Linked DNA regions of Homo sapiens: region 1 is linked to region 2. Evidence: chromatin loops called from intact Hi-C (ENCODE). Cell type or tissue: uterus. All regions are shown on one strand. Each heading gives the region's core, and the rest is flanking DNA. Links, peaks and the distances in the headings are about the cores only. Region 1 overlaps MYBPC3 (myosin binding protein C3). Region 2 overlaps CSTPP1 (centriolar satellite-associated tubulin polyglutamylase complex regulator 1).

Region 1 (8,097 bases), core at 98-8,097, 180 kb before region 2:
GGAAACCAAAGCTTGAGAGGTTAAGTGGCTGCTCCAAGGTCACTTAGACATAGGCCTAGAACCTTAAGCCTTCGTTTTTTGTGTTTTGTTTTTTTCCGCCCTGCCCACCAGAACCTTAAGGCTTAAGTCCCCTTGTTTGTTCACTCCAAGCCTCTGCTTTTCCCAACCTTCCCCAGTCCTGGGCTAGGCAAGGGGGCCTCTAGCAAGAGAGGCCAACATGTTCTGCTGTGCGGGGCTGTGCATTGCACAAAAGCCTGTATTTCACCACAACCATGTGCCAGCAGATGGCAATCATGGGTTTCGAGATAGTCCCCTTTCTCTGTACAAAAACTCTGTATGGGTTAACTAAAGCCTGAGGGTGCGAAGATCGATGAGCATTTGTCACTCCCAGCCTCCTTTAAATATATATATATATATATAATTTGAGACAGGGTCTCGCTCTGTCGCTCAGGCTGGAGTGCAGTGGCTCAATCTCGGCTCACTGCAACCTCCACCTCCTGGGTTCAAGCGATTCTCCCACCTCAGCCTCCCGAGTAGCTGAAACTAGAGGTGTGCACCACCATACTTGGCTAATTTTCGTTATTTTTAGTAGAGACGGAATTTCACCACGTTGGCCAGGCTGGTCTGGAGCTCCTGGTCTTATGTGATCCGCCCGCCTCAGCCTCCCAAAGTGGGGATTACAGGCCTGAGCCACCGCGCCCGGCCACTCCCAGTCTCCTTTAAGGGTGCGGAGCCTTGTCTCCCGGCCCCTGGTGTCCCCTGACGCCCCGTCCCTCCATGCACACAGGTCTATCTGTTCGAGCTGCACATCACCGATGCCCAGCCTGCCTTCACTGGCAGCTACCGCTGTGAGGTGTCCACCAAGGACAAATTTGACTGCTCCAACTTCAATCTCACTGTCCACGGTGAGGGGGCCCTGGTGTCTGTCCTGGGCTCGGGCTCCCCATGGGTCCTGGTCTCCTACCTCCTTTTCCCAACACTAAGGAGGATGCCTCGTCCCATCCAGACATGAGTGCTGGCCACGTGCCCAGTGCTGCACACACAGGGTGTGAGAGAAACCCCAAGGCTTGCAGGGTAGGCGTGGGGGCTTAGGGCTGAGTCCGGGTCTCATCTGGGTGGGACTCTGTTTTATCATCTTGGTGTCACGGCTCCTGGCCCATGGCCTGGCACTGTCTGAATGTTTGGGCGATGGGTGAAGGTGAGTTGAGAGATGGGTGGGAATTGGGGACAATAAACCGTCCCACCTGCCTGGTACCTTGACCCTGGGAAAGGCTGGGAAGGTGAGATCCTGGGGCAGATGCCCAGCCTCATGGGGTCATGAATGGGCAAGTCTGTGAATACTCAGAGGCCGCCCCCAGGGCAGGGCTTCTCAAACGGCCCCCTCTGAAGCCCCTTCCCCCATCTCTCCACCCTTTGAACCCAGAGGCCATGGGCACCGGAGACCTGGACCTCCTATCAGCCTTCCGCCGCACGTGAGTGGCCATCCTCAGGGCCTGGGGGAGGCCAGTGCTGGAGTCTGAGGCCCTTCAGGGTCTCGACTGGGGGTCAGGGCTGGGGATGATTTGCGGGGCGGAGCTGAAGTCAGTGGGGGCTGCAGGGGAGAGCAAGCTTCCCAGGCAGGTGAGGATACTGAGTCTAACCCCCACAGGAGCCTGGCTGGAGGTGGTCGGCGGATCAGGTACCCCTGCCCCAGGCCCTACCTGCACCATCCGCAGACCCCCAGGGGTCTGAGACGGGTGGGAGCCCAATCTGGCTAGTGTCCCTTTCTCCCTCCCCACTCCACTCCCATCCTGCTCCTAATCCCTTTCCAGTCCCTCACTGCAGCCTCACTGGGGGTCCCTCTCCATAGTGATAGCCATGAGGACACTGGGATTCTGGACTTCAGCTCACTGCTGAAAAAGAGGTGAGTCCTGGGTGGCAGTTCCTGGGGCAGCTGGTGAGGCCTGGCTCCAAATCCCAGCACTGTGGTTTGCCAGCTGTGTGACCCTGAGCACAACACTGCACCTCTCTGAGTTGGTTTCCTTGTCTGTCGAGGGGATGATCCCAGTGTGGAAGGAGTTAAAGGGCTCTGCAGACATTATGTCCCGTCAACAGTCATCCTCACAGTGTCCCCCACGGCCACTCCACACTTGAGGCTGCAAAAGCTCCCTCCGTAAACTCCGGGGACCCAGAAGGAACAGAGAGAGGGTCCCCAGAGCTGCAGGGTCTACCAGGTCGGCCCAACTGACTTATGTTCTCTCTGCCCTCTCTCTCCCTCTCCCCCGGCCCCTCCATTATGGCTGCTGCTGCTGTGGCCCAGAGAGTAAGAATCGGGGTCTGGGTGTTTGGGGGCGGCAGGGCGCTGGTGGGTGCAGAGGGGATTCCCGTCCCCTCTCTGAGAGGCTGTGGTGAGAGACTCAGAGCAGGGTGCGGCTCCCCACGGACAGGGGTGAGTCTCTGTGCCTTGGGCTTCTCCTGCCACCCACCTATCTGTCAGAGCTTAGGAGGGATAAGAAAAAGTAATGCACACAGGAGGTCCTGCCAGAGCCTCCGGAGCAGCATGGGTGCCCCACAACACAGGGAGTGCAAGTGCGGAAAATAGGGAGGAAGTAAAGGCCCATGGGTGGGGTCCAGGTCTTTGAGGGAAGGTGGCCATACCTCTCATGTGCCACCTACCCTTTCTCCCACCCCCACCCCTGGAGCAGCAGTTTCCGGACCCCGAGGTGAGTGCCCAACATAGCACAGCACCCTCATCACCCCTAATTCTGCCAGGAGCCCCTCCAGATCCCCAGCCCCTCTTCAGCTCCCTTGGCCCCCAGTCCTGCCTGGCCTGGGACCCAGAGCAGCTCCAGCTGCCCCACCAGAAGGGAAGGGGCAGAGGGACAGGGGTGGCTACAGCTCCTTGGTCCTGGGCCCAGGAAGCCCCGCCCAGGGGGCTGCAGTCTTGCCCCCGGCCACAGCCTAGACTGCGGGACACAGGGACTCGAAGCTGGAGGCACCAGCAGAGGAGGACGTGTGGGAGATCCTACGGCAGGCACCCCCATCTGAGTACGAGCGCATCGCCTTCCAGTACGGCGTCACTGACCTGCGCGGCATGCTAAAGAGGCTCAAGGGCATGAGGCGCGATGAGAAGAAGAGCACAGGTTAGCCCTTCCTCAGAGGGGAGAGGAGAGGGCACAGGCTAGCCCTTCCCTACACAGGAGAGGAGAGGGCATAGGTTAGCCCTTCCCCACAGGGGAGAGGAGAGGGCACAGGTTAGCCCCCCACCTCGTCCACATACATGGAAAGAGCGGAGTCCGGCTTAGCACAGAGACTCACAGGAAAGAAGAGCCCAGGTTAACCCCTCCTTGTGTAGAAAAAGCCAAGAATGCCCAGGTTAGCCCCTTACCACAGAGATAGAAGAGAAGAGCAAAAGTTAGGCCAGGACAGCCACAAGGAAAAGGACAGAGCTCAGGTTAACCCTCCTCACCAAGGAAAAATCAGGCTACACTTTCTTTCTCTACCCTCTTCTGAAAAGAAATGAAGCCCGGTTAACCCTCTCCACACCCAAAAGAAAAGGGAAGAGGCCCGCTAAGCCTGGAGAGCCACACACAGGCAAAGAAAAGAGCCTGGCTAATCTTTCTCTCAGGCAAACAAAGCAGGAGGGCTTGGGTTAACTACCCTCACCCCCAGGCAGATGGAAAGAGGAGAGCCCAGGAATAGCCCTTCTCCACTGAGGGGTTGACAAGGGCGGGTGTGAGCCGGGAAAGCAGGGGTCTCACATGCCTTCTCCCCACCATGTCTGGGTCTAGCACAGGGCCTGGCACACACCTCGAGCGCTCTATAAACACCGACTGAATGGAGGGGTCAGCTTCCATGCAGGATATGGGAGACAAGCCCCTCCCAAAGCACACACACAAAACACACACGATCATGGGGACGGGGAGAGGAGCTGGTTAGTCCCTCCCTGCTGACCTCCCCCAGGCCCCTTATCCCTCTGCCCTGCCTCCCTGTTGTCTCAGCCTCACTGGGTTTCCCATCACCCCATCGCTAGGTGGCCTGGCCCTTACCGGCACCGTGGCCCCATTTAAGCCAGGGATCCCCTGAATGCCACCAATGTTCCTCTGGGTTAACTCCTGAACTGCTGAGCCCAGAGGGCACCAAGCAAAGGACTGTAGGTGCCCAAGGAGGAAAAGATGGAGGCTGGCAAGGCAGATGGGGACCTCCGAGGGTAGGGGTGTCTTCCAGGAATAGCAACAACAGTAAAAAGAGCAAATTGCTGGCCAGGTGCAGTGGCTCACGCCTGTAATCCCAGCACTTTGGGAGGCCGAGGCAGGTGGATCACCTGAGGTTAGGCGTTCAAGACCAGCCTGACCAACATGGTGAAACCCCGTCTCTACTAAAAATACAAAATTACCTGGGCATGGTGGCAGGCGCCTGTAATCCCAGCTACTCCGGAGGCTGAGGCAGGAGAATCACTTGAACCCGGGAGGCAGAGGTTGCAGTGAGTCAGGATTGTGCCATTGCACTCCAACCTGGGTGACAGAATGAGACTCCATCTCAAAAAAAGTGAGTGAGTTCCTTCCTAAGCCAGCCACTAGGTGCTTTATGTAATTATCTCATTTAATTCTCGAAACAACACTATGATGGAAGGACTATTACCATTTCCATGTTACTGAGGAAACCGAGGCACAGAGGGTTTAAGGAACTAGCGCAAGGTCACAGAGCACCCAGCAGTAGATCTCTGCCCCTCCGCAGCTGACTCCAGGCCCAGCCAGAGTATTTGAGGACTCAGGGGTCCTTCTCTGCTCGGTGGATGGAGCCCCCACTTCCTCCCTGGGCTCAGCAGCAGCAACATGGGCTTTTACAAACACGGCCGCAAGAGGAGGCATTGTTGTGGAGCAGGGCTGGGCTCAAGACCCAGCTCTGCCACACACCTGCTGGGCTGGTGGCATTGGGCCAGTCGCCTCTCTGAGCCCTATTTCCCCCACTGCAGCAGCATGGGGACCACCGCACTGGCCCTGGGGGCTGAGATGGGAGTGAGAGTGCTGGGCACAGAGGGCTGCTAGGTGGGAGCGCCTGGGAAGAGTACACAACTCAGGGGTTGCTGAGAGAAGAGAAGGCACAGCTGTCCCAGCCCCAGTTCTCCTGACAAGCTTCTGTCTTTCTGGAAGCCCCTAACCCAATCCCTGAGCTGAGCAGGTGGAGAGGACCCCAAGGAAGACAGAAGGACAAGGTCAGACAGACAGAGACAAGGAGGTGGGTTGACACATAGACACAGATAAAGAAATGAAGACACCATGCCTGTAATCCCAGCACTTTGGGAGGCTGAGGCGGGCGCATCACCTGAGGTCAGGATTTCAAGACCAGCCCGGCCAACATGGTAAAACCCCGTCTCTACTAAAAATACAAAAATTAGCTGGGCGTGGTGGCACATGCCTGTAATCCCAGCTACTCGGGAGGCCGAGGCAGGAGAATCACTTGAACCTGGGAGGCAGAGGTTGCAGTGAGCCAAGATGGCGCCATTGCACTCCAGCCTGGCCAACAGAGCAAGACTCTGTCCAAAAAACAAACAAACAGACAAACAAACAAAACAAAAAGAAATAGAGACACAGAGAAGTGGAAGCGGGGCGGCACAGAGGGGATTGGAGGGGGGGACCTGGGCCCCAGCCACAGCCACAGTAGCTTGGCCTGGGGGAGCAGGGTGCGGGCGGTGGGGTGGCCGGGGCTGAGGGGTGGTGCTCAGCCTTTCAGAAGAAGCTGGAGCCGGCCTACCAGGTGAGCAAAGGCCACAAGATCCGGCTGACCGTGGAACTGGCTGACCATGACGCTGAGGTCAAATGGCTCAAGAATGGCCAGGAGATCCAGATGAGCGGCAGGTGCAGCCTGGGGTGGGGAGGGGGGCTCGGGTGGAGGTGGGGACCCCCATAGCCTTGCCTCCTGCCCCTCTCCACATGCGTATCTCTGACTCGGTGTGGCTCTCAGCCCCATCTCTCTGGGCCTAATTTCCCATCCTTTTGCTCCTGCCGGTCCCTCTCTCTCTCTCCTTTTGTCTCGGGCTCACTTCCTCCCGTCGGGAACACTTCAACGGCCCCTTCTGTTCTACAGCAAGTAAGTTCCCCTCTGGATGGCTTGGGGTGGGGGGCACAGGGATTATCATGGGGCGCACTGGGCCCGGAGGGGTGTCCGCAGCTTTCCTGCCACTTCCCTGCGGCCCCCACCCAGGTACATCTTTGAGTCCATCGGTGCCAAGCGTACCCTGACCATCAGCCAGTGCTCATTGGCGGACGACGCAGCCTACCAGTGCGTGGTGGGTGGCGAGAAGTGTAGCACGGAGCTCTTTGTGAAAGGTGGGCCTGGGACCTGAGGATGTGGGAACCTGGGGAGGAGATGGCCTCAGGGGAGCCAACCCTCATGCTCACCCTGCCTGGACAGAGCCCCCTGTGCTCATCACGCGCCCCTTGGAGGACCAGCTGGTGATGGTGGGGCAGCGGGTGGAGTTTGAGTGTGAAGTATCGGAGGAGGGGGCGCAAGTCAAATGGTGAGTTCCAGAAGCACGGGGCATGGGTGTTGGGGGCATCTGCCCAGAAGAGGCCACAGCACTTGCCACCCACCCACCCGGCTAGGCTGAAGGACGGGGTGGAGCTGACCCGGGAGGAGACCTTCAAATACCGGTTCAAGAAGGACGGGCAGAGACACCACCTGATCATCAACGAGGCCATGCTGGAGGACGCGGGGCACTATGCACTGTGCACTAGCGGGGGCCAGGCGCTGGCTGAGCTCATTGTGCAGGGTGAGCCTGGCTGGGGGGGCACATGAGGCTTTAGGGCTTGGACCCCTCAGCCCCCACCCCACCTAGCCCTGTAGGGGAGCAGGCAAACCTGGGCTCAAGGCCTCTGTGACCTTGGGCCTTTGACAGCCTAAACCTCATCCTTCTCATCTCTAAAATGACGATGCTGAGGTGACCGCTCCAGAGGGTACTGAGAGGGTCATACGGGCCTGGTGAGCATCACCACCCCTCAGACACTTGAGGTTCCTTATGTGCACTGCACCATCACAGGCAAACATGGCACACACAGGCACACGTGTTTTCACATGCCCACATGCACCCAGACACGTGCGCACCAGCGCCCATGGGCCCACACGCCCTCCACAGGGATTCACGCCACACCCACACACCCTCCCGAGCTCAATGGCTCTGCCCTGCCCTGCAGAAAAGAAGCTGGAGGTGTACCAGAGCATCGCAGACCTGATGGTGGGCGCAAAGGACCAGGCGGTGTTCAAATGTGAGGTCTCAGATGAGAATGTTCGGGGTGTGTGGCTGAAGAATGGGAAGGAGCTGGTGCCCGACAGCCGCATAAAGGTGTCCCACATCGGGCGGTGAGTGTGCAGGGCAGGTGGATGGGACAGGTGGAGACTGAGATGGAGACAGAGAGAGACACAGGGAGAAACAGAGAGAGAGAGATAAAGACAGGTGGACAGAGAGGCAGATGCACAGAGACAGGACAGAGACTGAGACAGAGACCCACAGAGAGGGAGAAACAGACAGACCCAAAAAGACAAAGAGACAGAAAGACAGAAATAGTTCTATAGAGACAGAAAGATATGCACAGGGAGGCACACACATAGGAGAGTTCGTCAGAGACAGAGAAGAACAGAGGGACAGAGACAAAGAGGCAGCAGGGAGAGACACGGACGGGGTCGAGCGCTCCCCAGCACCCTCCCCCAGCTTGTGACCAGGGCAGGGCAGGAGGCCACCAAGGAGGCCGGCTCTGGCCAGAGGCCCTCACTGCCTCTCCCGCCCTCTTGCTCATCCCTGGAGCAACTGGGCTGGCCGTGCTGGGCCCAAGTTCACAGAGATTAATGAGACCCAGCCCCTGCCCAGTCTCCAAGGGCCCAGCCAAGGAGATGCTTTGATGTAGAAATCACTTTTACGCTGCCTACCTCTGAAGGCACATTAAAAAGCTGGAAAATTAGATAATATAGAAAAAAAAAGGCATTTTTAAAAATCAGAATACCAACAAGCCAGGACAAGGTGAGGGCCTCCTGGGACCCTGGCTGGGGTATCTGGCAAGGCCAGGGGTGTGTGGCCCAGTGGGGTCCCCTGAGCCACTGCTCCCCTGCAGGGTCCACAAACTG
Region 2 (11,226 bases), core at 1,887-9,886:
CACAGAGCCACAGACAGAATGGGACCTGGTAACCCATCACCAAAAGGCCACTGGTGCTCTGTTTGGCCTCTGTACTCTGCCTCCCCTGATGATAATGGGAGGAGTCCGAGATATTCCACATCTTCCCCTCAGAGCCACAAACCGGAGGGAAGTGGAGAGCCGGAGCTCAGGCCTCGAGTCTAGTGAGGCGCGTCAGAAATTCGCAGGAGCCAAAGCCATCTCATCTGACATGTTCTTTGGGCGGGAGGTGGATGCAGAGGTAAGTGGGGCTGTCTGCCCTGAGGTCCGAGGCAGCAGGCAGAAGCATGAGCTTTCTCCCTGCCGCTGCTTTGGGCTTTAGCACCAGGAGGGCCTGGCCTGTGTGAGTCCTTGGGTCATCAGCCCCAAGATCCCCAGGCCTGGCCTTTTCCTCACCACAGTATGAGGCCAGGTCTCGGCTGCAGCAGCTCTCAGGCAGCAGTGCCATCAGCTCTTCAGACCTCTTTGGGGACATGGATGGAGCTCACGGAGCAGGTAGGGCCCTGGTGGGGTGGCAGGCACCAAGTGAGGCCTGGGAGCAGGGCGGGAGGGCCCTGCTGTGACTGGGAAGGGCTTCTTGCTGGGCTCTGGGTCACCCTGCTCTTGTTTTACAGGAAGTGTATCTCTGGGGAACGTGCTGCCTACAGCGGACATTGCCCAGTTTAAGCAGGGTGTCAAGTCTGTGGCTGGGAAAATGGCTGTGCTGGCCAATGGTGTGATGAATTCCTTGCAGGTGAGGCTGAAGTGGGGCCTAATGAGGAGTGCTGGGAGGTTTGCCCTTCGCCACCACATAGAGACACTGCTACTGCTCAGCCCCTCTGAGCCTTAAGAGCATTTTCGGCCGGGTGTGGTGGCTCACGCCTGTAATCCCAGCACTGGGAGGCTGAGATGGGTGGATCACTTGAGGTCAGGAGTTTGAGACCAGCCTGACCAACATGGCAAAACCCCGTCTCTACTAAAAATACAAAATTAGCTGGGCATGATGGCGTGCACCTGTAATCCCGCTACTCGGGATGCTGAGGCAGGAGAATCGCTTGAACCTGGAGGTTGTAGTGAGCTGAGATCATGCCACTGCACTCCAGTCTGGGTGACAGGAGTGAAACTCTTGTCTCAAAAAAAAAACCACAAACGAAAAAGCAAGAGTCTAGAGAGAGGCATTTTCTTGGAGGGCAGCTTCCTTCCTTTCAGCTCCGTGCCAGGGCCGGGCCTCTCCAAGATGCCTCTGTGTCTGCCATGATCTTCCCTGGCCTTGTCACCTGTACCGCTCTTTCTCTTCTCTTCCCAGCTTCTGTGAGGCCAGGCAGGGCTTCCCTGTTGTCGGGTGCCCGAGTGGCCGCTGCCCCAGCTCTCACCGTGGACTCCTGCCTCACCGGGCTGTCCAGCCCCTGCCTCCCCAGTCTTGCTGTGGGGTGCTGGGGCAGGCAGTGTGTTTGCTGGGAAGCTGCTGCAGCTTAGAGCCTCTGACTTTTTTTTTTTTTTTCTCCCCCCTCGCCCCCAGGATCGCTACGGTTCCTACTGATCCGAGCTCTGTGACTCAGGCTTACGATGGTGACGGCAACAAGAACTCCACAGTTCCCAGGCTGGGGATGCTTTGCCTTGTGGAAGCTGGGGAGGATTTGTTACTTCGTATGTGTGGTGTGTGTGTGGGGTGGCCTTTGAGGCGCTCACTCCTGTGAGGGGAATGGTCAGTACCAGCCCTTGTCCTCTGCCTGTGGACTGAGCCCTTTATTCCCTCTCACACCACCCTCCGTGTGTTAGACTCTTGTCCTTCTGTCCTGCCCCCACAGCTGCTGCTCACTTATCCTGCCATACTGGGAAAGGGGGTTCCCCCACGATGGCTTATTCTGGGTCCAGACTTTCCCCAGGTAGGGAAAGCGGAAGGTAGAAGGCTTTTTTTGCTGGCTCTAGGGTTCTTCTAGTTCGAGGCCTTGGGTCCCCATCCTCTGGAACCAGGGGGAGGCCTGGAAGGAGTTCACTGTAGACCCGTCCCATGGGGAAAGAGGCTGCGGACTTGCTGCTGCTGCTGCTGCCAGTGGCCTCTTCTGGGTGCCAGGAGAGGGGAAGGACCTTTGTCTGGGCGTTACCAAGGGCTGGAAACTTTACCTGGTACCTAAAGGTTTCATTTGGGATCAGACCGGAGACCCTTGGGTTCTCCCGTCTCACCACCCCTTTCTACAGTAAGCACTTGGAAGATTGTTTCAGGGTGTCTCAGGGTCCCTCTGTACCATCTGCTGTGGAATGCAGGACCCTCTGTGACATTCTTTATCCCTTCTTCCCCGGGTTGGTGGCCATGGAGGGTCTTGTCTGCTGTGATTCGACTCTGGATGCTGTGAGCTTGATGCTGGCCAGGGAAGCAGAGGATGTGAGAGGCAGAGGCAGGCTCCTGGGGCTGAGCTCCTTCCTCTGCATCATTCTGGGCTTGGCCTGGACAGCACCCGCCAGTGAGAGCTGTGGGCCTCACCCTCTGGCAGCTGAGCCAAGCACTGTCATTCTTGGTGCCATCTTCCCCTGCCGCACCGGCAGTCTCAGCCCAGCCCCCACCTTTGGGTTGTAGGTTGGGCTCCCAAGCAACACAGACCACTCTTCCCCTTGCCCCTCCCCCAGAGGGACTTGACTTTCTTTCTGGACTGTTTGTATTGAAACAAAGTGGTGTCAAAATAAAGCCCCTGCAGGGCCTGGCTCCCTGTTGGTCTGAGTGAAGCAGTGTCCTCTGGATCCTGCCTCCCTGCCCAGTGCCGGCCCCTGGCCTCACTCTCTGGGCTCCCACCGGTAATGGTAGGGCGTCGGTACCGAAGCTGAGGACACTCTCTCCAGGGCCTCCTGCTTCTCTCTTCTCTGAAAGCCAAAGGCCCCTGGCTCCTTGGCTCTGTGCTGCCGTGAGGTCCGGTGCAGCTTCGACCTCACCACCCTGTGGCACGCAGAGGAAAGAGCTGGCATTAGTTGGCCCTTTAACTCGCTGGCTGAGGGCGAGCGAGCAACCTCAGCAGTCCTGCCCCTTGTCACGGCAGTAGGCTTGACTGGGGATGGGTTTCAGTGGAGTTTAAGAAATATTTAACGCCGGGTACAGTGGCTCATGGCTGTCATCCCAGCACTTTGGGAGGCTGAGGCGGGTGGATCACTTGAGGCTAGGAGTTTGAAACCAGCCTGGCCAACATGGTGAGACCCCATTTCTACTAAAAATACAAAATTAGCGGGGTGGGGGCGGTGTGGTGCATGCCTGTAATCCTAGCTACTCAGGAGGCTGAAGCAGAAGTCACTTGAACCCGGGAGGCAGAGGTTGCAGTGAGACTAGATCGCGCCACTGCACCCCAGCTTGGGTGATAAAGTGAGACCCTGTCTCAAAAAAGAAAAAATTACATATATATACATACACACACATACTCTTAGACGTTAATGGGACCCTTTAAATTTAGGGAAGAAAAGGTGTGTGTTTGTGTGTAAATCCTTAGCTTGGCCACCCCTTTCTCTTGGGGGCTTCTGAAACATCTCTGTGCCACCTTAGGAGTCCTCACGGTAGTTACAGACCACTGGTCTGGGAAGTGGATGATTAGAAAGGATGGGCAGAGGGAGCCAGGGGGCTGTAAGCCAGGGATTTGCAGAGTGTAGGTTTGGGACTCATTCAGCTTTGGGATCATCTGGAATTTCTGGACTCCATCCCAAGTTGATAGAGTTAGACTCTCTGGAGCTTGGTAATTTGCATCGTCAGTAGGCTTTCCTGTGATTCTGAGGACACCAGGATTTGAGAACCATGTCTCTTATGGGCTGTGCATCATTGTGGGCCTACAGAGCTCATCACGCAGCCTGAGCTTTTTTTTTTTTTTTTTTTTAAGATGGTCTCATTCTGTCAGTCACTCAGACGGGAGTGCAGTGGCACGATCATGGCTCACTGCAGCCTCAACCTCCTGGGTTCAAGTGATCTACCTCGGGTCTCCCAAGTAGCTGGGACTACAGGTGCAAGCTACCATGCCTGGCTAAGGTTATTTTGTAGAGATAGGGTCCTACTATGTTTCCCAGGGTGGTCCTGAACTCCTGGGCTCAAGCAGTTGGCCCACCTTGGCCTCCCAAAGTGCTGGGATTACAGGCAATGAGCCACTGCATCCTGGAGCAGCTTCGGGGCTGGAATGCCTAGTCTTGGCCTCAGCTCTGCAGGGGTTTGGGAGGCAGTTCCTGTAATGATCCGTTCTGGGTAGGGATGAGCCCAAGGAAATGTGTATGCCTAGTAGTGGTGACATCCACCTTCAGAGGAGGCAGTCCTGTTCTGCTTGGGCTTCTGGGTGGGTTTTGCTTTCTGGGGGACCCCGCCCCTTCAGCCCTCAATCCAAAGAAGTTGAAGACACTCGTCCTTACCTGCCTCCAGTCTTGGCTGGGATGTGTCTGCCCCAGGCTGTGTCTGTCTGTCTTTCACAGCTGCATCCCACTGTTCTAACCCCAAGCAGGTGCTTGGCAAATGTTGACTGAAACCCTGGCTGGAAGGCTGTGCAGTATTAACCCTTTATGGCCACGGTCTTTAAAGTTATGGGAACCTGGCCTTGAACCCTCTGAACCTGTTTCCTGAAGGCCGTTCCAGCTGTGAGCACTTTTCCTCTGGAAGGTTGCTCTTGTGCGAAGCTAGGCCCCTCTGCTCGTTGTCTGAGGCAGGTCCCCAGGTCTGAGTGGGCCACTGGCCTACCTCCTAGTCCTACCAGAAAAGCACCGAAAACCCAAACTCCCCCTCTCCCTTCTCCCCTCAGCCTAGGAGCTTTAGACTCACCAGTTACCAGACATGAGGGACTTTTTATTCGTTTCACATGTTTGTTTAGCTATTAGACACAAAGGGGTCAAGACTTGAAGCAGTTTTTGCAAGTGAAATCATCTTCTGGCCCACCCTTCATATTACCAAGGCTACTGGCTGTTCTCCAACAGGCCACAGCGGTTATGTCCTCCTGGTACTTGCGTCGCAGGTGTCACCCTTGATGGTGCAAGGCCCTGCGTGGCTATTCGGGTTCTCCCCCTTAATGGAGTTGCTGTGAGGAGATGAACCTTATTGGGGGACCCGCAGAGGCTGGCTCAGAAGAGACTGCTCTTAAGAGGTTAGGAGGACTAACAGGCTACGGCGTGACAAGGTGGCCTCAGCACAGTCTGTCAGCTTGGGGCCTAAGTGAAGTTCACAGGCTGATAGGGCCAGGGAGAGCAGGCCATTCACCTTCCGGGGCCACTGGCTGGGCTGATCATCAGAGCCCCTCTGGCTGGTCTTGGGGCTGTTATTCACCTTGTCAGCAGCAGAGGGCAGCACAGCAAGGTGCTGGAGAGGAGGCTGGGTGGGCACACCAAGGGCTGGGTGGGAGCAGGTACAGGGCGCTGTGGGCAGGACCCTTTGGACTCCTCAAGTCTCCGACTCGTCTGTCTCTTCAGTGGAGCCATCACTCTCTCCATCCACTTTTCGGGAATGATGGAGAGGTCTCCAGGGAGAGCCAACCCGGGGAGGGGTCCGGGAAGGCAGGCAACTGGCCTCTGGACTGGCTGTGACCGAGTTGACCAGGCCTGGGACCTGGGCCAGCCTGAAGAAGGGAAGAAGCCTGGAGGGCAGCGAGAGGCCTCCTGTACAGAGAGCAGGGCCTCCATGCCCACTCTTAACACTAGGGTAAACCCCTGGGCTGCAGCCCCCAAAGGACTCAGAGGGAGGGACACCTCAGGCCTCCACTGGCCCCCAGACCCTTCCCTGGCAGATGTGGGATGTTACAGACAAGTGGTGTTGGCCCCAGATGGGGCACAGCCGTGTCCGACCCGTCTGGCCCCCACAAGGGGGCAGTATCCTCCCACTTGACACTTACAGCCGTTCCAGCTCTTCATCCATTGCTGGGTCGTGCATCAGATCCCCCTTGTCAGGCAAAGCTCCTAGGAGATCATTGGGGGCACAGTAGTTAATCTGAGGGCCCTTCAGCCAGGCAACAGATTCCTCCATGCCCCTCACCTTCACGGCTGCCTGTTCTGCTGACCCTGCGAGGGCCGATCTAAAGATCTGAGGACTGCTAGAGGGGCCAAGAACAGTCACGGAGCAGGAAGGTGCTCGCTGTTGCTTGATACATTTATTGAATCCCACTGCCTACTTTCCCTGCCTGGGGCAGACACCACAGCCAAGGAGTGTGGTGATCCCCTTCCAACACCAGGTGGTGGTTGTGACCTGGTGCTGGGAGTTGAGTTCCTTCTTGAGGCCTCAGGTACTGGGCTGAAAAGGATATGGTCCAGGCTAAGCCCAAAGGTCAGACATTACCTAATTTTGTGTCCCTAAATCAGGATGACCCCACTTTGGAGACAGATGGTTAAAAAAAAAATGCTGCCTCTGCTTCTCCAAGGAGGATCCCAGGGGCAAGAGGAGAAGGCTGGGTCAGGGCCAGAATTAACCCGGCACAGGCAGATTTCCCCTTTTTCCAAATCTTTTTCAGATGATGCCTCCTGGCCCCTCTTGCCCTAAGTTAGTGGTTTTCAAAGTACATCTCATAGAACCCTCTCATTTGTGGGGTGCCCTGGGGACTAAGGGAACAGGGCTGACCTCCGTGACGCGTCAACCAGTGTATCTCCGGATTTCTATTTCATACGCTGGAGATGCAGGTGAGGCCTGAGACCACATGCTTCTTTCTGTCTCCCATTCCATCCAACCACCCAATGTTAGTGTGCAGTAAAAGTGGTTGAATGAGAGTGACTTTTTTTTTTTTTTTTTTTTTGAGACAGAGTTTTGCTTTGTCACCCAGGCTGGAGTGCAGTGATCATGGCTCACTGCAGCCTCGACCTCCCATGCCCAAGCGATCTTCCCACCTCAGCCTCCTGCGTAGCTGAGACCAATGGTACATGCCACCACACCCAGCTAATTTTTGTTTTTTTTCTAAAGAGACGGGGTTCTCCCTATATTGCCCAGGCTGGTCATTAACTCCTGGGCTCAAGCAATCCTCTTGCTTTAGCCTCCCCAAATGCTGGGATTACAGGTGGAGCCACCATGTCTGGCTATTAGTGTTTATTTATTTGATGGAGTTTCGCTCTTGTTGTCCAGGCTGAAATGCAATGATGCGATCTTGGCTCACTGCAACCTCCGCCTCCCTGGTTCAAGTGATTCTTCTGTCTCAGCCTCCCCAGTAGCAGGAATTACAGGCATGTGCCACCACAACTGGCTAATTTTGTATTTTCAGTAGAGACGGGGTTTCTCCATGTTGGCCAGGCTGGTCTCGAACTCCTGACCTCAGGTGATCCGCCGCCTCGGCCTCCCAAAGTGTTGGGATTACAGGCGTGAGCCACCACACCCAGCCAGTGTCCTTTTTAAAGGCCCTTAGAAAAGGGGGATGAGGTTACTTCAGGCTGTGACCCAGTTGCTAATTGGCTTCTCCTTCCTAGTGGCTGCTACTGGTGGGAAGAAAGAGTGGTCATAACGAGGAGTATGAAAGAACACCAGGGCAGATCCCACCCGCCTCCCCCTTACTCTTGATTCCTGACTCTCGCCTGTTTTTGTTTTTTTTTTCTTTTTTGAGACTGTCTTGCTCTGTCGCACAGGCTGGCGTGCAATGGCGTGATCTCGGCTCACCGCAACCTCCGCCTTCTGGGCTCAACCGATTCTCATGCCTCAGCCTCCCGAGTAGCTGGGATTACAGGTGCGGGCCACTATACCCAGCTAATTTTTGTATTTTCAGTAGTGATGGGGTTTCACCATGTTGGTCAGGCTGGTCTTGAACTCCTGACCTTAGGTGATCCACCTGCCTCAGCCTCCCAAAGTGCTGGGATTACAGGCGTGAGGCACCACGCCTGGCCTGTCAATTGCCTCCTTTCTAGTCTTAGTCCAGTGGGTAACCTTGGCTACCAACTTCAGTTGAGGGCTCCCCAGACCTGTGCATGCCCCAAGCACTGACTCAGAATAACCAGGCTGTGGGTGGCATGCAGTTCAGCCTGCTGGGGTTTGTGCTTGTGTATCCCAGAGCATCCCTGGCTAACTGTATATTGTGTAAGATAAAAAATATAAAGCATCCAGCACAGTACTTAGCCTGCTGTGGTTGGCATTTAGTGAATGTTAACTTTCCTTCCCTTAATCCCATTCCCTCAACTGGCAAAAGGAAGGGGGATGCTGTGTGTCTTTTCCTTGAGACTCAGGCACCTGGGATCCCAAGCACAGCAGGAGGATCTCTCGAGACACAAAAAAGAACTCCTTGCTGGGCGTAGTGGCTCACAACTGTAATCCCAGTACTTTGGGAGAGCAAGGTGAGGGGATCCCTTGAGCCCAGGAGTTTGAAACCAGCCTGGGCAACATGGTGAAACCCAGTCTGTACAAAAAACACAAAAATTTTCCAGGATGGTGGCGCATGCCTGTAGTCCCAGCTACTAGGGAGGCTGAGGTGAGAGCATCACTTGAGCCCGGGAGGTCGAGGCTGCAGTGAGCTGAGATTGTACACAGCACTCCAGCCTGGGCAACAGAGCGAGACTCTGTCCCAAAATAAAACAAAAAACAAAAAACCTTAAACTGTAGTAGAATGGAGGCTTACTGGCTCTTCTCTTAGGAGAGCAGTGGCTGTGGGAGGAGGAACAGTGGGGTGGGTGGAGAAGGCTCAGTGAAAAAAAACAGCAGGCAGGAAAAACTGGGCCACTGCAGACTTCCCCTACTTTTGTTTTTCTCCCTTTCAGATTAATCAGATTTTTTTTTTCAGCTTGGAAAAAAGGTCTCCGCAGACACACCTGTGCCTTGTTTATAAATGGGATTCAGGTCTCTTTGATATATAATCTCTAGCGTCACTGAGTAAATAGTCCTGTGTCTGCCCGACCTGCAGGCTGCTCCCCAAAGCAGAGCTGGGGTTCTCTGAGGAGGGGCTGGGCGCTTCTGCTATGGGGAGGTGGTTTCATGTTGGGGCAGGGCTGCAGGCAGGGAGGGCTGTCCCCTACCATGGGAATGTGTAAGAGCCATGTTTTGTCGCCATATTCCTGCTCCCTGGGATTGAGTCCGGCCCTGGGAAGTCAAGGCAGAGATGGTGATGCCCCTTCCCCTCTGGAGCCGTGTTGCTAACAGAGGCCAGCTGCTCCCTGTGTTGTGCGGCAGGAGAGGCTGACGGCTGCTTAGCTCTGACTTACCGAGGGCTTGGTTGATTCCACGGTGCTTTGAGAGAGCCATGAGGAATCCATAGAAGGTCAGTCTCTGAACATTGCTGAGGGCCTCTTTGACAAGTGCTGGGGGTGGGCAGCTAAGAAGGAGAGATGCCACATTCAGAGCCTAGCCAGCCTCAGGGCCACCTCTGCATCCATACTTTCAGGTTCATGAGGATACCCACAGCCAAGCCAGGGACCTGCCTTGGGAGCCCCAAGGCCCTGGGGGATCAGGCCTTCACTATGGTCAGGAGGGGCTGGCATGTTCACTAACTGGTGCTTTCACCGGGGTGGGGAGTGGGGGTGGGAAATGGCTACGGGAAACCAAACCTGTTGCTCAGTCCCTAAGGGTACTTGTGCCACACAGGACAGCTTACCCCTCTCTTTGTGTAGAAAAGTTTTATACAAGGAGTACTCTTTCCTTCTCTCTAAAATGTTAAGGCCAGTCTGTCACCCAGTAAATTGGTCAACTACAGTGGTCTTGCCTGAGTGAAAGCAGTCCTTTTGAAGTGAGCTAATTGAGAGCCTTTCAGTCAACAACTGGTTTGGGGGCAAATGGCACTGTTACATTATGACCAGCAAGGGCCCTAGAATGCCTGGGCCGCGCAGAACATCCTGCGGAGCTCTGTTCCGCAGCCAGCAGTCCGACCCCCTGGGGCTGGGGGGCTGGGGGCTGCATGCCCGTTCCTCACCTGTACTTGTGCCGATCACACAGGTTTTCCAGACACTGGTAGAACAGCGACGCCTCCACGCCCTCCAGCGTGCCGGCCCCGCCCAAGGCAGGTCGTTGGCGGTGCTGCCCACTGGACGACGTCGGCACAATCACTGTGTTGGGGTTCTTGCCTGACAGCAGGTCCTCATAGATGGCAGCCACACTGTCCAGGAATTCTGGAACCGTGGGGGTGGGGGTGTGGGTGTGGACGGCTCAGGCAGGGAGGACATGTTTTGTCTGTTCACTATGTCTTCCCTTCTCTGTCAGCCCAGTTCCACACCAGCCTCAGTGCTCAGGGCATGGTGTCCTGAGAGCAGAAGTTCTCAACCTTGTTTGACAACACATTGATGAGAGATGACACTAATCTGTGTTTTTGCTCAAATGTCCCATCCTTGGCTCAGTTGTTCCTGGACCAGGTGAGACCTGCCATTGCACACTTTCATAGCACCATAGGCTTTTTTTTTTCTGGCACTTAGCCAGTGAGGAGCTTTCTGTGTCATTAATTGTCTAATCTGTCTCCTTGCTGGAATGCACAAAGGCGGGGTCATGCCTTGTTGGCCTCTCCTGCCTAGCACTGTGCTTGGCACATATTAAGGCCATAAATATTTTTTGGAGGAGTGAACATGAGTATGCTCCCACTGGTAAGCCCCATGGTGTGTGGCCACCTGCCTCTCTACCTCAAGAAAGCGTGTTGGAATACCAGCGAGGAACAGAGAAAGCCTGAAAGCTGCTGATGAGTCAGTCATTTGAAATGGTTTTCAAATTTCGTAGTTGAGCCATTGTTAGAACTGCTGACTTATGGCCCATCTCGTCTCTACACACACCGCTGGGCAGTGTCAGTAATGCTCCCAGCCCAATGTGGTGGCTGTCCCATCCCTCTGGGGGTGCTGTGAGAAGAGGGCTGGGGAGACAGTGAGGGAAAAATGTTCTCCCAGACATGGCTGCTCCTTCTCTAGGGCCCAAGAGCTTCAGAGAAATGGGAAATGACTGGTGCTGCTAAGAGCAGGTGGCGAGACCCCAGGCTCCAGCCCCTAACTGTACAGCCCTTGGGCTGCCATCAAGTAAACAGAATGTGGCGCCCAAATGAGGCCAGGGCTGGCTGGGGACACCAGTTGGCAGGAAGGCCACCTCTAGGATCTAAGGACAGCCTTCTATTTACTGGAAGAGCCTGTTTTAAGCAAGTTTGTTTATGAACACAGTCAGCAATTTGTAAACCCGGCACTCCATTTGATGTCTCTGTGCGTGAGCTGGTGTATATTTATATTTATTTGTCTATATTTATTCCATCTGATTCCAGAGAGACTTAAGGGTGCAGCTGTGTGAATTGGGGAGCAGAGTGGGAGTGTGACAAAGGACTGGTGTATGCTTTTTTAAAGCTGTGGGGTGGAGGAGAATGTGCACCCAAA

What was found. Peaks named below come from ENCODE experiments on the same cell type or tissue, not always from the same donor. Only the 100,000 strongest peaks of a DNase experiment are listed, where the experiment ranks them.
Region 1: it touches region 2 in a loop (2.3-fold over the local background); 62 of 110 quality-filtered maps call a loop at or near these places.

The regions. Positions count from the first base shown.
Region 1 is chr11:47,341,232-47,349,328 of GRCh38, reverse strand. It overlaps MYBPC3 (myosin binding protein C3), which reads left to right. Exons shown (of 35, transcript NM_000256.3): 6 at 788-905; 7 at 1,424-1,472; 8 at 1,649-1,678; 9 at 1,850-1,903; 10 at 2,300-2,302; 11 at 2,685-2,702; 12 at 2,959-3,122; 13 at 5,705-5,837; 14 at 6,067-6,069; 15 at 6,184-6,308; 16 at 6,394-6,499; 17 at 6,585-6,751; 18 at 7,173-7,338; 19 at 8,085-8,097. Among named protein-coding and RNA genes, the nearest start is that of MYBPC3, 7.4 kb to the left of the region's middle. In uterus, for the core only: no CTCF peak of the experiment used is centred there; no DNase peak of the experiment used is centred there.
Region 2 is chr11:47,155,793-47,167,018 of GRCh38, reverse strand. It overlaps CSTPP1 (centriolar satellite-associated tubulin polyglutamylase complex regulator 1), which reads right to left. Exons shown (of 9, transcript NM_024113.5): 6 at 9,801-9,996; 7 at 9,097-9,206; 8 at 5,829-5,892; 9 at 4,772-5,555. The coding sequence ends at 5,381. It overlaps ARFGAP2 (ARF GTPase activating protein 2), which reads left to right. Exons shown (of 16, transcript NM_032389.6): 13 at 133-259; 14 at 420-513; 15 at 633-751; 16 at 1,517-2,718. The coding sequence ends at 1,537. LOC124902672 (a long non-coding RNA gene) reads left to right here and starts at 9,993. Exons shown (of 2, transcript XR_007062668.1): 1 at 9,993-10,236. RefSeq lists silencers at 5,750-5,916, 5,667-5,961. In uterus, for the core only: CTCF peaks have their summits at 5,280 (motif pointing right) and 5,791 (motif pointing right); DNase peaks (open chromatin) are centred at 5,279 and 5,788; H3K27ac peaks cover 1,237 bases.